Linked DNA regions of Homo sapiens: region 2 is linked to region 1. The links are chromatin contacts, found by Hi-C or POLR2A ChIA-PET in ENCODE. All regions are on one chromosome and are shown on one strand. Each heading gives the region's core, a stretch centred on a gene start or an enhancer-like site at or near the end of the contact. The rest is flanking DNA. Distances are from core to core; before and after follow the strand shown.

Region 1 (3,646 bases), core at 607-3,106:
ACATTTTAAAGACTAGAAATGTGCTATGCACTGATATTTATTCAGAAATGGTGGGCTGAATATTTCCTATACTCATTATGGGAGCAGTTCTGCCCTGCGATGGTGTAAGCCCCGACTTGTACAACAAGGCTGGAGTATTGGAAGGTAACCCTGACTTTAGGTGCGAGATTTGTGACTTACATTTTGCATGTAATTCAAATATTTGTAGATTGAATCTTATCTCTTCATTGACATACATTAGAATCTCACAGCTGTAGTCAATTTGTTTCTGATTGACTTTTCCCTTCAAGGGCGTTGTTAGAGCCTTCCCTGCAACCCTTGCTTCTCTTGGTAGCCCTCAGAACACACGCACATGCGTGTGTACACACACGGAGCCCCGCGAGGCTGAAGGCTTTTAAAGAAAGCCCTTGACAAATCCTTCTAGATCATGAGCAATCATTTCCTAGCATTTCAGTTTTGAAGGTTCGGACTTTTCAATTTGGTCACAACTGAAATATGTTAAGCTCTGAAATAAAATATCATGAAGGCATTTCACACTTTTCATCTAAAACTCCAAAGCTAAAACTCAACAAATATTTATTTGGCATCTATTATACTTATCACTATGTGGAAAATATTTTGTTTATTTTCACTCTACCTGTCACTAAAGAATATTTATGGTGACTTTACAAAGAAGTATAAGACCAGACTTTCTGTTGGGAACAGCATCTTTCCCCCTTTGACTCCCTAGTGTCTGGCACAAGCTGTGGAACATAATAGACTCTCCACAAAAATTCTTTCAAAAAATGAATGAAAACACACAATCAATTCAATTAGGGAATCAGTATACACACACATAATAAAATAACTTTAAATATAAACATACATGGATATAATGGATGCTAAAGAAGTCATAAAAAAGTAAGAGGCGGTGAGAGCAAAAGAGGCGGGGCCAGCACTGATTGAGTCCTTACCTTGTGCCCAGCACTCAGACACTAAGTTCCATTTCCCTCATGAACCTCTGATCATTTGTAGCAGAAGAAGAAATCTAAGGGCCAGGAGGTTTTGTGTCTTGCACAAGATCACACTGCAAGTCAGAGAAGGATCTGGAATTTGAGCTCAGATTTGTAAGTCTCATCGTCCCTGTTTTCTACCCTGGCTCTGCCATGAAGTGCCACCAAAGGCTTTGAGAATGGAAGGAGGCCACTGTGGGGCTGGCTGTCTGGGAAGGCTCAGGGAAAGGAGGGATGTGAGCCGCACTTTGAGCCTGGGACTTGGGAAGAGCAGGGAGGGAGAGGGCCGGCTGGCTGGAGGAGGCAGCTGGCCAGGAGAGCAGTGGAGGATTGTCCTGGGAAAGAAGAACCAAACTGTGACAGCCTCGAGAGGCTTCCTCTCCAGGGCCAGAGCTGTTCCCAGGACATGATGGCTGGGCCACCAAATTGTAGACCCTTAAATGCCAGGCTAAGAACTGAAACTTCATCCTGTAGCAACAAGAGACCGTGAAGATTCAAGCCTGATTAACTGCAAAGTCATCTTAAGGGGAGACCGGAAAATTAAAGAATACACAGAGAGGGCGTGGAAAAGCTGAAGCTCCCTTTGCTAAGGAAAGCTGAGATCTGAAACACAAGCCTGCTCCTGCCCTTCTCTCTCCCCCACCGCAGCCTGCCACCTTTCCCAGCCCTTTATGCGCCTCCCTCGCATGACACACATAATCTAGTGACCTTGGTGACTAAGGCACAGAACTGGAGAGAATGCGTCACGCCCACTCATTCCTGCCAATGGCAAAGGGCTGCCCAGTTCAGACGTTCCCGGCAGGCAGCCACAGCATCCTCTCGCTCTGCATCCAGGGTGACTCAGCATTTGCAGAGACATGAATGTGATGCAAAGTGACTCAACCTCCCCCTCCCACAGGACTATCCCAAGCTGTGGGCTCTGTCCCAGGACCAACAGGACAGGTGCCAAGAGGGCAGGCCTTCGCCAGGCCCTGCACTTGAAGAGGCTGGGGAGGCCAGCCTGGCTGTAGGCTCCCCTCAGCCGGCCAGGTGTGCCCATCCCTGAACTCTCCTGCCATTGGCCTGTGCCAGAGCTGGGACCCCATCCAGATGAAGCCCTGATTTGGACATGAGGAAAAGGATCTCATTTTTAGTAACAGCACTGCAGATAACATGACGGTGTAGCCATGTGGATTCAGACTTAGAGATGGTCACAGGTGAGCAGCAGTCAGCCAGAGCCTAAGATGCTGGGGGTGGTTTTTGGAGCACACCTCAAAAAAGTAAATATTCTTTTTTATTATTATTATACTTTAAGTTTTAGGGTACATGTGCACAATGTGCAGGTTAGTTACCTATGTATACATGTGCCATGTTGGTGTGCTGCACCCATTAACTCGTCATTTAGCATTAGGTATATCTCCTAATGCTATCCCTCCCCCCTCCCCCCACCCCACAACAGGCCCCAGAGTGTGATGTTCCCCTTCCTGTGTCCATGTGTTCTCATGGTTCAATTCCCACCCATGAGTGAGAACATGCGGTGTTTGGTTTTTTGTCCTTGCGATAGTTTACTGAGAATGATGATTTCCAATTTCATCCATGTCCCTACAAAGGATATGAACTCATCATTTTTTATGGCTGCATAGTATTCCATGGTGTATATGTGCCACATTACATTCTAAGGAGATACAAAGTATGTATTGATGTGCTGACTTTTCATCTTAAAACCTCAATACTTCATATGTGAAATTCACCTCTCTGATCTGGGGCATCTAAACCATGACAAATAAAATCTCTCACCCCAAGGGCCTCTCCACCTCTCCCACGCCCTCCTTCTCACTAAACCAGTTCTTCAACTCCAGGCTCACTCCTCACAGATGCTTTCATTCTGACACAACACTCCTGGCTTTCCTTCCTCCCTCCCTCCCTTCCTTTCTTCCTTCCTTCCATCATTCCTTCCTTCCTTCCTTCCGCATCTGGGTTCTTTGGCCCTTTCAACACAACACTGCAACTTCCCTCCCTCCCTGGTCCAGCTGTGCTCGCCCAGTTGACCTCCAACCCTGCCATCTGCCTTTCTCACATTTGCTCCCATGCAGCAAGTGGGGTGGAAGAAAACCATGAACTAATTGCTGGCACTGGAGGTTTATTGCTTCTGGTCACAACTGTCCCTAGTCTGGCAATCCTCTTTTATGTCCCTAGCCAGACCCGTTTCTAACACTCTATGGTGCTGATTACAGACCTGTAATGCTCCCAGAGTTGGGGGCATCCTGAGGTGGGGGTGGTGGCCAGCATGCTGATGTTTACAGGTGCCTCCATAGCTGAGCCCAGCACTTTGGTGTTGGCAGTACCTGACACACCACAGAGTGATTCCCAACAGGAACTGAGCACAACAGTGGATGAAGACAGGGCTGCCGGGCACGTAACAGGCTCCCCATGGGGACTTGCCAGCTCCACTGAAAGCATCTGAAGTTCCTGGGTGTCCCCCATCAAGTAGAAGTAGAACAAAGGAAGTACTGTTTCGTTTCTATCCTTGGGAAACTGCTCTTATTCCCTAGATATGCGGCCAGGAAACTCAGAAGACAGTTTAAATACAGTGCTCTCCATAAACTTGAAAAAAGAAAAATGACCTCTTTCTTTCTGGGAAAAAAAAATATCCCTTTTTCCATTTAACATGTTTT
Region 2 (3,646 bases), core at 488-2,987, 100 kb before region 1:
AAACTCCTGGGCTCAAGTGATCATCTCACTTTGGCCTCCCCAAAAGTTTGTGGGATTACATGCATGAGCCACTGTGCCTGGCTAAGTTACACATTTTTCGATGTTTCAAGTCGTTTGTATTTTCTACTAAAAATTTGGAGCCATTTATTTGTAATGGTCTTAGTATTTAATTGAACCACGTGTAATTAAAATTTTTGTAAGTCAAACATTGTTGAATATCATCTCAGCCAAATGTTTTTTCAAATGCATTAAGAATATTAATTAATTTAGATACATTGGCTATAGATATTTTTGTTGATGTTTTGATATAGAAGTTTTAATTGCCAAAATGAGCATCCAATCATCTGGAAATTCTCTGAGTAATGAAGATGGCATGCTAATGATTGCCATGGACTATTTTTTAAAAAAAACTTTCCTGCTTTTGTGTTTTATTTGTCCCTTTTGTTCTTCCTACTCTTCTCCTGACCCCTCAGGATTGAATCCAGAAAGATGTATTTTCATGAGATAGGTGAAGGCTGGGTATCAATTTTGGAGAATAGGAAATATCATTGGAAGAATTACAGGTGCCAGTAACACAAGTTAAAACAGTACACCTTTATTATCCTTGATGCCATACACAACTAAAACTGTAGCCTGACAGCATTTGGGGCATAGCTTTAGCTGTAGCAACTAAGAAGATCTTTAAGGGGTGATCATGGCTTAAGTGTGCACATATGCCCTGCGTGACACTCACATACGTTGCCTCAGCGGAGAACTCACTGGCTGTGTCTTACTCTGAGCCAAACAAAGACAACGCCAGCCCATCTGGCTCTGAAACAATTTAATATCTTCTCTTTCCTGTAGGTAGACAGAGAACCATTTGAAAGTTAACTATCATGACTGCATATTGCACACACATTTTTAAACTTCTAAAAAAAAGAGAGAGAGAATGGCTACAATGAAGAGCGTCAAGTCCGCTTGTCAAATCTTGTGGTAAGAGGACGAGAAATGCTACTTCAGTAGCCACGAGTATTTCTGAGATCGCTAAGTAGCACTTGCTTTTAACATCTGCTGTTCAAGACCCTCATTTGTAGCAGCCTTTTCTGTTTGCTTCTGTTCACATGCGGAGGCAGGTGGGGTCAGATCCAGTTCAGGTTTCTTGAGCCTCTGATTAAAATGATTCACACCAAATCTCCCTTGGCCCCAAATACATCTTCACATCAAATACTGGTTATCTCCTATAAAACTGGGAAGCAAATCTAGGCTCCTTCAGTGTGCAAGGCTTTGATCGACCCAGTGGATCTTGCTGCTTTCCTAAAGCATCAAGGAGACTGCATTTCGTTTTCACAGTGTGGCTCCCAGGAGGGGAACTGAAAGCATTACAGATGATGTGTCTGCAAATACAATAAAATGTTCTTAGTGGGCGAGGAGGACATTTCCGACCCACGGTGCAGAGTGGATGAACTCACTGTTGGTTTTCCCGGGAAGAACACGGCTATTGTCACTTGGCTCCTACTTGGCGGATGCCGGCTAGGCTGGGGCGCAGTCAGTGAAGAGGAACAAAGTTTTCCTCTGTGCAAAGCTAATTGACCCATTCCCGGATCAAACCTGCAACCTCGGCCTTCTTGGCACCAGCCACAGACTGACTGAGCTAACGGGGACAAACTGTTTCCAAGTCATGTAGGAACAAATCCTTCGGAGCACAAGGCGTCTGCTGCCCGGCACAGGCTTCTCAGCGAGACCTTGGTGAATGGGCTGGAATCTCTGCACGGAGCAGCCAATTGGCAGGCAACTGACAGCCGCTGGCCTTTTGCACACAGGGCCTCACTGGAGCTGTACTTTGTTTTGCTGAAGGTGACTTATTCACACATCCCAGATGTTCCCTGTAACCGAGAGCCCTGGAAACAGCTACCGAAAAACACATGTGTTTTCTAAAGGCCTGACAGAAATAAATATGAGCAAACAGCCTGAGGTTGCTGTCTGATCACCAGGCAGTCTAAGGGCTGACCCCATCTCTTCATTTCCTCTCTGTGCTGCTGGGCCTCCCTTCCCTAATGGGGCAGGATCTGAACAGCTCTGGTTGTAGTTTTAGGGTTTGCTGTAAGTAGTTTGAATGTAATAAACTCATAGAAGAACATTAAAAGTGTTAAAAAGAGGGCAAGGAGAACAGAAAAAGCTGGTATTAGCTTGAAATGAATATGTGGAAAATGCAAGTATACTTTGAAAATGATAGCATCGTCTCATATTTGCTTTCGATTAAAACTTATACAGGCATTTTCTCCCTGCGGAAGCCTAAAGCTCTCCCTTGGAGGAATGTCAGCAGTGACACCTAGGTAGCCTCTGGCAGCTGAGGGGTAAGACACAGGAAATCAACCGCACGAATGCATTTGTCCTCCTCCTGGGACCCGGGCCCAGCTGTGCAGGATGCGTAATGCCCCTCTTAGGTTCTCTCGGCATCTCCCTAACTGGCTGCCTCGCTTCCACTTCCTTTCTGTCCAAATCCAGCCTGCAAATGGCCATGACACGGATCTTCCCAGGGCCTCACCAGCAATAAGTCGTTTCCCTACATGAGATGGCTTCATGCTCCACCATGTGAAATGCACGGGGAACAAACAGCAGTTGCCTCTCCTTGGCTTTTGAGACCTTCCCCTGTCTGCCATAATCCTACTTTCCAAACCCTCTCCTGACCCCACCAGGGTTGCCTCTGTGGCCCCCGACTCTTCCTGTTTCCCAGACCAGGTTGGACCCCATTAGAAACTTCGTGATGTTCTGCACCTCCTCTTCCCAGCCCTCCTCACAATCCCAATTCTCATTTAACCTCTTGTCCGCTTCTGTGAGCTCCCTGTGAGGGCCAGAGCTGAGCCATCTTCCTCCCTGTGTGTCTGCAGTGTCTGGTAAGGAGGTGCTCTGTGAGTCTTTGCCGGTTGAAGGAATGACTCCTCTTAACAACCAGCTGGCCCTGCCTTTTAATACTCCACATCCATTCTGTTTCGTCGTTTCTACCCCTAAGACTATGCTCCTGTTGCTTTCTCTACCTGAGAAGGCCTTCCCTCTTCCCATCCACATCCCACTTACCTTTGCTAGCCCCCACTCAGTTCTTTATCCTGTACAAGGTCGCCCTTGACCCCTGATCTCTGGCCCATCTGATCTGCCCTGAGTTCTCCCGCTTCCACATTCCTAGGGCACTCCCTGCACCACGGATGCAGGCCCTAACACATGCTACCTTGCAGTGTGACCTGAATTTTCCCCAAGTCTGGCCTCCCTTATCAAATCTGTATCCACCTTCCTAAATTCCTAAGAGCCCTGAGCAGAGCTGAGCACAGACCAGCTGTTCGATAAATGTCTGACTCACTATGATTGGGCAACTTTCCTGCCTCTCTCTGATTATCTACATCCTGTCCATTGTTCCAAGTCTGGCTTCCTTTGAGGTAGCTTTGTGGATGATGCCCACGTTGACCTCATGCCTGGCTCATGGTGTAAATCCACACTTTGTGGAACTCTCACCCCTTTTGGGATGACATGCTTGAGCACACACTCCCAGTAAACACACATAGTCCATGATCTGTGAACTTGACGTGGGTCCTGTTGTACCCTGACTCTCTGGATCACTGGTCTACTCTCAGGGGAACACAGAATGCACACTGGCGGCCATGGGGCTTCAAGGCAC

What was found. A loop is a pair of places that touch in the nucleus more often than their neighbours do. ChIA-PET counts read pairs that join two places held with the same protein, here RNA polymerase II (POLR2A). Pooled maps may share reads with other maps.
Region 2: a map of heart right ventricle shows a loop between it and region 1 (2.3-fold over the local background). The contact joins two enhancer-like sites. A Hi-C loop is called at or near these places in 10 of 168 maps with a recorded cell type or tissue (PC-3, Right ventricle myocardium inferior, cardiac septum and 6 more) and 16 of 50 pooled maps. POLR2A ChIA-PET finds 5 or more read pairs at or near these places in 1 of 52 experiments (AG04450).

What each region holds. Positions count from the first base shown.
Region 1 is chr6:4,356,946-4,360,591 of GRCh38, reverse strand. No RefSeq gene overlaps it. Among named protein-coding and RNA genes, the nearest start is that of LINC02533, 130 kb to the left of the region's middle. RefSeq lists enhancers at 896-2,244, 1,065-2,264, 1,542-2,293. Within about 2 kb of position 1,856, at least 18 of the 41 ENCODE cell types and tissues checked have a DNase peak (open chromatin) inside an H3K27ac peak, as active enhancers do; they include gastrocnemius medialis, heart left ventricle and heart right ventricle, where a contact is called at or near this core.
Region 2 is chr6:4,458,967-4,462,612 of GRCh38, reverse strand. All of the region lies in intron 2 of LOC105374894 (a long non-coding RNA gene), which reads left to right. The region is part of intron 2 of LOC107986561 (a long non-coding RNA gene); the gene reads right to left. Among named protein-coding and RNA genes, the nearest start is that of LINC02533, 28 kb to the left of the region's middle. Within about 2 kb of position 1,737, at least 13 of the 41 ENCODE cell types and tissues checked have a DNase peak (open chromatin) inside an H3K27ac peak, as active enhancers do; they include gastrocnemius medialis, heart left ventricle and heart right ventricle, where a contact is called at or near this core.